Regions from separate parts of the Homo sapiens genome. Here region 1 is linked to region 2. A link is a contact called in ENCODE Hi-C data. All regions are on one chromosome and are shown on one strand. Each heading gives the region's core, a stretch centred on a gene start or an enhancer-like site at or near the end of the contact. The rest is flanking DNA. Distances are from core to core; before and after follow the strand shown. Region 1 overlaps NUP133 (nucleoporin 133). Region 2 holds the start of RHOU (ras homolog family member U).

Region 1 (3,426 bases), core at 119-2,618, 750 kb before region 2:
CATGTTGGCCAGGCTAGTCTCAAACTCCTGATTTTAGGCTGACTCCTAAAGTGCTGGGATTACAGGCGTGAGCCACCACTTCCAGCCGCATGCAAAGTTTTATTGGTAATATTAAAGAATTATGGCCTGGTGTGGTGGCTCACACCTGTAATTCCAGCACTTTGGGAGGCTGAGGCAGAAGGATCTCTTGAGCCCGGAAGTTCGAGACCAGTCTGGACAACATAGACCTCATCTCTACAAAGAAAAATTTTAAAAATAATTAGCCGGGCATGGTGATGCACGCCTCTAGTCCCAGCTACTCAGAGGCTGAGTTGGGAGGATCATATGAGCCCGGGAGGCCAAGTCTACTGTGAGCCATAATCACACCACTGCATTCTAGCCTGAGTGACAGATCAAGTCCCTGTCTCAAAAAAAGCAAAAGAATTAGACCTGGCCTATTAGTTGAGTTTTGCTTTACGCAAAATCACCACAAACCTTAGTGACTCATTTAACATAGCTGACAATTCTGCAGTTTGACTGTTGGGGCTGGACTCGGGGCAGTTTTACTTTTCGGAGTAGGCTCACTCATTTTGGTCTGCAGCTGGGCTGGCTGCTCTTTACCGTACTCACATTTCTGGGCCATAGGCTGGCCAGCTCGCTCTCTATTCCTGTGATGTCTCCTCAACTAGCAGGCTGCCCTGGGCTTATTCATGTATCACAGGGTTCTAGAGTGGCAAGAGAACAAGTGTCAGTGCACACTCTTTAAGTCTTTGCTTGGATGGCGTTTGCTAGTGTCCTGTTGGCCAGAGCAAGTCCAGCTGTAGTGAGAGCGTGCCTAAGCAGATGCGCGTATGGGGTGGGGAGTGATTGTCCTCACTTGGTCACACTTGCTGCTCTAATACTCTTCTGGGTTTAAGGCAAATGCAGATTTCAGTTTATCTTAGACATGTATTCTGCTCATGTATTCTGGTACTTTCCTTAAAAGGTATGGCAAATTCACATTTGAATAAATACTCAGGAAAATGGTGATCCAGCCCCCCTGCTCTGCCCCTTGTTAGCTGTGGGAAACTTTGGACAGATGCTGAACATTTCTGCCATTGTGTTTCTGTTTCTTCCTTTTCGAAGTATTGAGTGGGGTGGGAGTTAGCATGGCTAAAGGATCATTAGTTTATCGTCAGATCTTTGTTTTGAAGGAATATACTGAGTGTACTACCTTCATTTCCCCCAGTTCTGAGCCCATGGTTCCATAATCCCACTCATACTGGTGTCTGATGCATAGCGGCTCACTCACAGAGACAACAGATTCCAAAGTGCTTTTACAGTTCTAACATTCTGTACCTCGTGATCTACTGAGCTTAGTTTGTCACCAGAAGGGGGCACCATTAGGCAAGTTTTTTGTTTCTGTTTAAAATTATATTCTTTTAATCTTGTTCTTTTACATGGTTCAGTCTTCAAAAATCTCAGTTGAAGTACTGTGTTTTTATCTTTCACAAGTTTATCCTGTAATTAAAATTCTGTCACATTTGTGGCATCTCAAAATGTAAATGATAATGCAGCAAGTGACCAGTCATTAGATTTGTTTCCTGTGGCTGCCATAACAAATCACCACAAGCCAGGAGCTTCAAACAACGCAAGTGTCTTCTCTCACAGTTCTGGAGGCCAGAAGTCTGAGAGCGAGGCATGAGCAGGGCCCTCCCTCTGAAAGCTCTGAGAAAGGATCTGTCTTCACCTCTCTCAGCTCCGGGTGGCTGCTAGCAATCCTTGGTTTGTAGATGTGTCACTCCAGTTTCTGCCTCCATTGTCACGTAGCTGTCCTCACATTCACATGGCCTTTTTTTTTTTTTTTGAGACAGAGTCTCACTCTGTCATCCAGGCCAGAGTGCAGTGGTGTGATCTCGGCTCACTGCAACCTCTGCCTCCCTGGTTCAAGCAATTCTTCTGCCTCAGCCTCCCAAGCAGCAGGTGCACACTGCCATGCCCGGCTAATTTTTTGAATTTTTAATAGAGACGAGGTTTCACCATGTTGGCCAGGCTGGGCTCAAACTCCTGGACTCAAGATCCACCCACCACAGCCTCCCAGAGTGCTGGGATTACAGGTGTGAGCCACCATGCCCAGCCCACGTGGCCTTCTTATAAGGACATCAGTCATTGGATTTAGACTCATCATAATTTAACAAATTGTATCTGCAAAAACCTTATTTCCAAATAAGGTTGCATTTTGAGGCACTGGGTAGATATGAATTTGTGGGAGACACTATTCAACCTGGTGTAGTCATCTTAAGATGTTTTACAGGGGAAAATTATTAGGCACAAGAAGGGACCCCTGATCTAAGTCCTGAGCAAGCAGTACCCTCAGGAACAGTGTCATGGGCCCTGTAGCACAGCTGTGCTGAACTCATCCTGCCCAACATGGGTGAAGTACTATGGACTTAATAAGGGATGATTTCTGGGGGAGTGTCAGCTAGCTCTCTTAAAGATGTAGACTCCTTACAAACAGAATTGTGGTGCCTTTAAAGCTGGATTTCTCAACCCCATTAACATTGTCATTTGAGGCCGGGTGTGATGGTTCACACCTGTAATCCCAGTACTTTGGAGGCCAAGGCAGGCAGATCATTTGAGATCAGGACTTCGAGACCAGCCTGACCAACATGGTGAAACCTTGTCTCTTCTTAAAAAAAAAAAAAAAAAAAAATAGCTGGGTGTGGTGGCACATGCCTGTAATCTCAGCTACTCAGGAGACTGAGGCAGGAGAATCGCTTGAACCCAGGTGGCGGAGGTTGTAGTGAGCCGAGATCCCGTCACCGCACTCCAGCGGTGCATTGTAAGCTGTTTAACAGCATCACCAGCCACTTCCTGCTAGATGCCATTAGCACCCTTTCCCCCAACTTGTGATGCCCAAAGTTATCGTCAGACATTGCCAGATGGCCCCTGGGGTCACAATTGGTAGATAACACTTTTAAGTGTGACTGTCTGTTTAATCTTTTGCTAAGGTAATATTACTGTTTTTATAGCATCATTTCTTTGAAATTGATTTTTATGTTATTTTGGTTTTCATTTTATTTAGCCCAAAAAACACTAAATCTTTTGTTCATGAGAGTTTTGGGGAACTTTTTCTGTAATTTTTTATTAAATCTTGCCATAGTCACCTTTGTATTTTCATAACCTGTAGCGTGACTGGGTCACCAGCTTCACCCTGGCCTTTCACGCTTTCAAGAGTTTTTCTGCGTTTCTCCAGTCAGCTGTGTCTCCTGTTCTACCAAGGGACCATGACAGCCCTTTTCCAGTCTCCTCCCACTTCCCTCAGACTTAGCAGAGGACTTAACTTCCTACTTCACAGAGATCACAGAAGCCCTTGATAAGAGCTCCCTGTACCTCCTAGCTTACTAGCTATGAATGTATCTGGATCCCAAATCCTGTTCCTCTTTCCCTCCCAATAAAGTAGGAAGT
Region 2 (3,581 bases), core at 209-2,708:
AGGGGAAGAAACAATACCCTGCGGTGGGAACCCACCAGTACAGCACCCATTTCTCTAAGGTACCTTTGGGATGAAAGGAAGGTCAGAGAAGCAATTTTTTTTTAAAGAAGCAAGACAGTTAAGTGTTTCATACTAGTTTCTGTGAATTTTAACTTTTTCTTAAATTTCAAAAAGACCTGAATAGCAAGATAGAGAATTCCTTTCTCTTTGTATCTACCAAGGGAAATGGCATCGCACCCGGTACATAGGAGCTTTAAGTAGCTTAAAGGGATCCTGAAAAGATACCAACAATCAGAATCCGAGCCCATGTGGGCAGGGAAGGTGGTGGGGCTCAGAAGAAAGAAATGGTGTTTACTCTTCAGGTTTCATCCAAACCTAAGCCTTCACGAGGGCCGCTCGCGCTTTTTCACTAAATCAAGTGTTTTCCCGGCGTCTCCGCGGCTCTTTAAAGCGGAGACGCCCCTTGTGAGCTGAGCCGCCTAAAAGCAAAGGAGCGACGCTCAGGTAAAGGCACCTGCGCGTCACCTTCTGATTGAAACTCTGCAGCGGCGCCAGCGACGTCGCCCTCAGGAAACTTTGCTCTATGCAACAAACTGACCGGGCACCCTGAACTCAACCTGTTTCACTCCTACTTATCTGTTGCTTAAATTGTGAGATTTTTTTTTTTTTTTTTTTTGGCAAGGCTCTGACTGCCGCTCCGCCCTCCTCTCTCCAAGCCCACTCCGCCGTGGTCCTTTCGTGTTAGCTCCGCGCTTGCCCGGTCCCTGAGACTCAGGAAACGTCCTGCACTCCTCATTTGTCCGGCTTCCCAGCTGGAGCCGCGCCCGGGGCCCTGCAGCCCCCTTGGGAACCTCGCGACCCTCGCGCCACCTTCCTTCCCCTGGGTGGACCGCGGCCACGCGCCCCCGGCCCCGGCCCCCCGGCCAGCTCACCGGAGAAGTTGTCGAAGGCAGTAGGGATGTACTCGGTGGGGTAGCCGTTGGTGGTGTAGCTCACCACCAGGCTCGTCTTGCCCACCGCGCCGTCGCCGACCAGCACGCACTTGACGCCGCGCCCCTCGGCACCCCCCGCACGCCCCCGGCCCCCCGGCTCCCCAGGCCCGCGTCCCCCGCGTCCACCGCGCTCCCGACGCGGCGGCACCGGAGGCGCCTCGCAGCGGTCGGGGAACGCGGGGTCCCCCTGCTGCGGGGGCATCGATCCGCGAGCGCGGGCTTGCGGTCGCGGGCTAGCAGGGCCCGGCCCGACCGCCCCTCCGCCCCGGAGGGTTGCGGTAGGGAGGAGCTGTCACCGACAGCTGCGGGCGCGTCCCCGGCCCTGGAGAGTGGCGGTTCCGGGCCGCACGGCCAGTAGACAAAGGCGGCCAGGGAGGGTCGTGGCTCCGCGCTCCGGCGGCGCCAGCCGCTCTGCCCTGCGCTGTTGGAGGACAGCGGTCCGAGCGCCGTGGATCCCAAGCGCTCTGTCTCCGCCCGGCTTCCCGGCGACACGACGCGTGGGGGGCGGGCAGGCGGGCGGGCTGGCGGGGAGGGAAAAGAGGCGGGTCTGGCCGAGCGGCTCGGTCCCCGCGCCAAGACCACAGCGCCCCCCGCCTGCGCGCCGCGCGCCTGCACCCGCGCCCGAGGCGCCGCCGCGACCAGGCGGGGACTGCGAACACTGGCGCGGGAGGACCTGGAACACACGTTCCGGGGGACCCCGCGCACCCGGTCCGGGAAGCGACGCCCGAAGGAGCCGGGCCAGCCTCCGCAGCCTCCTCCCCAGCTCCCAAGAGGGTGACCACCGCGCGACTGGCCCGGGAGGTTCCGCTTTCTGGCGCCCACGCGAGCCAGGAAGCCTGAGCCGCCTCCTATTCACTCCGTGGAGCCCCCGGCTGGCCACGGCTCCACCCAGGGGGAAAAATGAAGTGTCCTGGAGGCCTGTCCTGCGAATGAGATTGAATTAACAGACAGCTTTTTTCCTTAAGTCTAACTGCAGCTGATCGTGTGATTTTTTCTCATTTTGAAGCAAAAGGATGCCAGCTCCATTGTGAATGCTCCTTTGACTTTGTCTTTCGGCATGCCGTGAACCTTTATACATGTATGCTCCAGAAATTTTTTTATACCCCCAATTCCTTCATTTACTTAAAGGTAATTCGGAGACATTAATATGTCTGAAAAAATATTCCGTTTCCCTTTGATTCATTTCTCTCTCTGCCTTCCTTCTACATGTGGTCAACAGTCTATTCAGAAAAAGGACGCCTCTTAGCCAAGTCAGAATACCAAGAGTCCTGGGGGTGTACAGCGTGGTGTGAGAAGGGCCACATATTATTAATACACATTGATACTAGTGGTAGTAAAAATAACAATAACAAATACTGAACTTTCATAATGTGTCAGATACTGTTGTAAGCACTCTTCAAGAACTAATTCTTTTAATCTTAACATTACTTACAGATGAGAACACCTGAGGCACAGAGATATTAAGTAACGTTTTGGGATTCCACAAGCTAGTAAGTGGCAATGCCAGGATCCAAACCCAAATAGTCTAGCCCCAGAGCCTGAGCTTCTAACCAAAATCCTGGAGGCAAAAATAAGTCAGTATGATAAACGTAATCTTGAACGTATGGCCATGGTCAGAATGCAGAGATGGATTTATCAAGAAGTTAGAAGCTTGAATCCAGGACCCCTGACTTGCAAAGGACACTTTCACATTGGAAGACCTAGCAATGTGTACACGTGGTAATATGTTTCTGTAAATTTTGAAAAAAAAAAAAGTATTTTAATCACCACCAGTTATGTTCACTGTCTTTTTAAACTGTAACTTACCCTCATATTGAGTGACTTTGAAGAGGCCATGAAGATTTTGGGGATCAGCCAAAGAAAGTGAAGTTGGGGAGACCCAAACAGGTTGTTTGGGTGTAATGGGATACAGAATCAGGATGAAGGTGAGATAAGGGGGATGTCAAGGATGCAAAATTTATGACAAATTGAGCATTCAGAGGCAATATCAAAAAACAACAAATTTAGAGGGCCCTTACTCTCAGGGTCAGGCAAGTGCCAATGTTAAGTTTTGAGCCTCAGGTACCTGACTTGCCTCTCCCTCGCCCTGGCTGTGATGACAGGATATATTTATGTGGTTTACAGTTCTCCTATGTAGATATGTTGTTGCTAGCCATCCAGGTATAGGAATGGCTACCACTGACATACCTATGACCCTCTGTGAGAGTCACATTGGTGCCCTTAACTGTCTTACTTTCCCCAACACTAGAAGGGTTCCAGTAGCAAGAGTAGCAGAGCTTGAGATGGGCAGAGCTGGAAGCTAGTCTGGCAATTCTTTCCATCATAAAGCACCTAATATCGGCTGGTGCGGTGGCTCACGCCTGTAATCCCAACACTTTGGGGGGCTGAAGCAGTCAGACCGGTTGAGGCCACGAGTTCGAGACCAGCTTGGCCAACATGGCGAAACCCTGTCTCTACCAAAAATAAAAAAATTAGCCAGGTGTGGTGACTCACACCTGTAATCCAAATACTCCAGAGGCTGAGGTAGGAGGATCACTTGAGCCTGGGAAGTCGAGGCTCCAGTGAGCCCTTGATCAACCAATATACTCT

What was found. Hi-C counts contacts between places; a loop is a spot of excess contacts on that map. Pooled maps may share reads with other maps.
Region 1: a loop to region 2 is called in a pooled map, with 6 times the contacts of the local background. The contact joins the enhancer-like site here to the promoter of RHOU in region 2. A Hi-C loop is called at or near these places in 1 of 168 maps with a recorded cell type or tissue (CD4-positive, alpha-beta T cell) and 9 of 50 pooled maps.

What each region holds. Positions count from the first base shown.
Region 1 is chr1:229,480,098-229,483,523 of GRCh38, reverse strand. All of the region lies in intron 12 of NUP133 (nucleoporin 133), which reads left to right. Among named protein-coding and RNA genes, the nearest start is that of NUP133, 27 kb to the left of the region's middle. Within about 2 kb of position 1,368, at least 2 of the 41 ENCODE cell types and tissues checked have a DNase peak (open chromatin) inside an H3K27ac peak, as active enhancers do.
Region 2 is chr1:228,733,356-228,736,936 of GRCh38, reverse strand. It overlaps RHOU (ras homolog family member U), which reads right to left and starts at 1,458. Exons shown (of 3, transcript NM_021205.6): 1 at 933-1,458. The coding sequence starts at 1,194.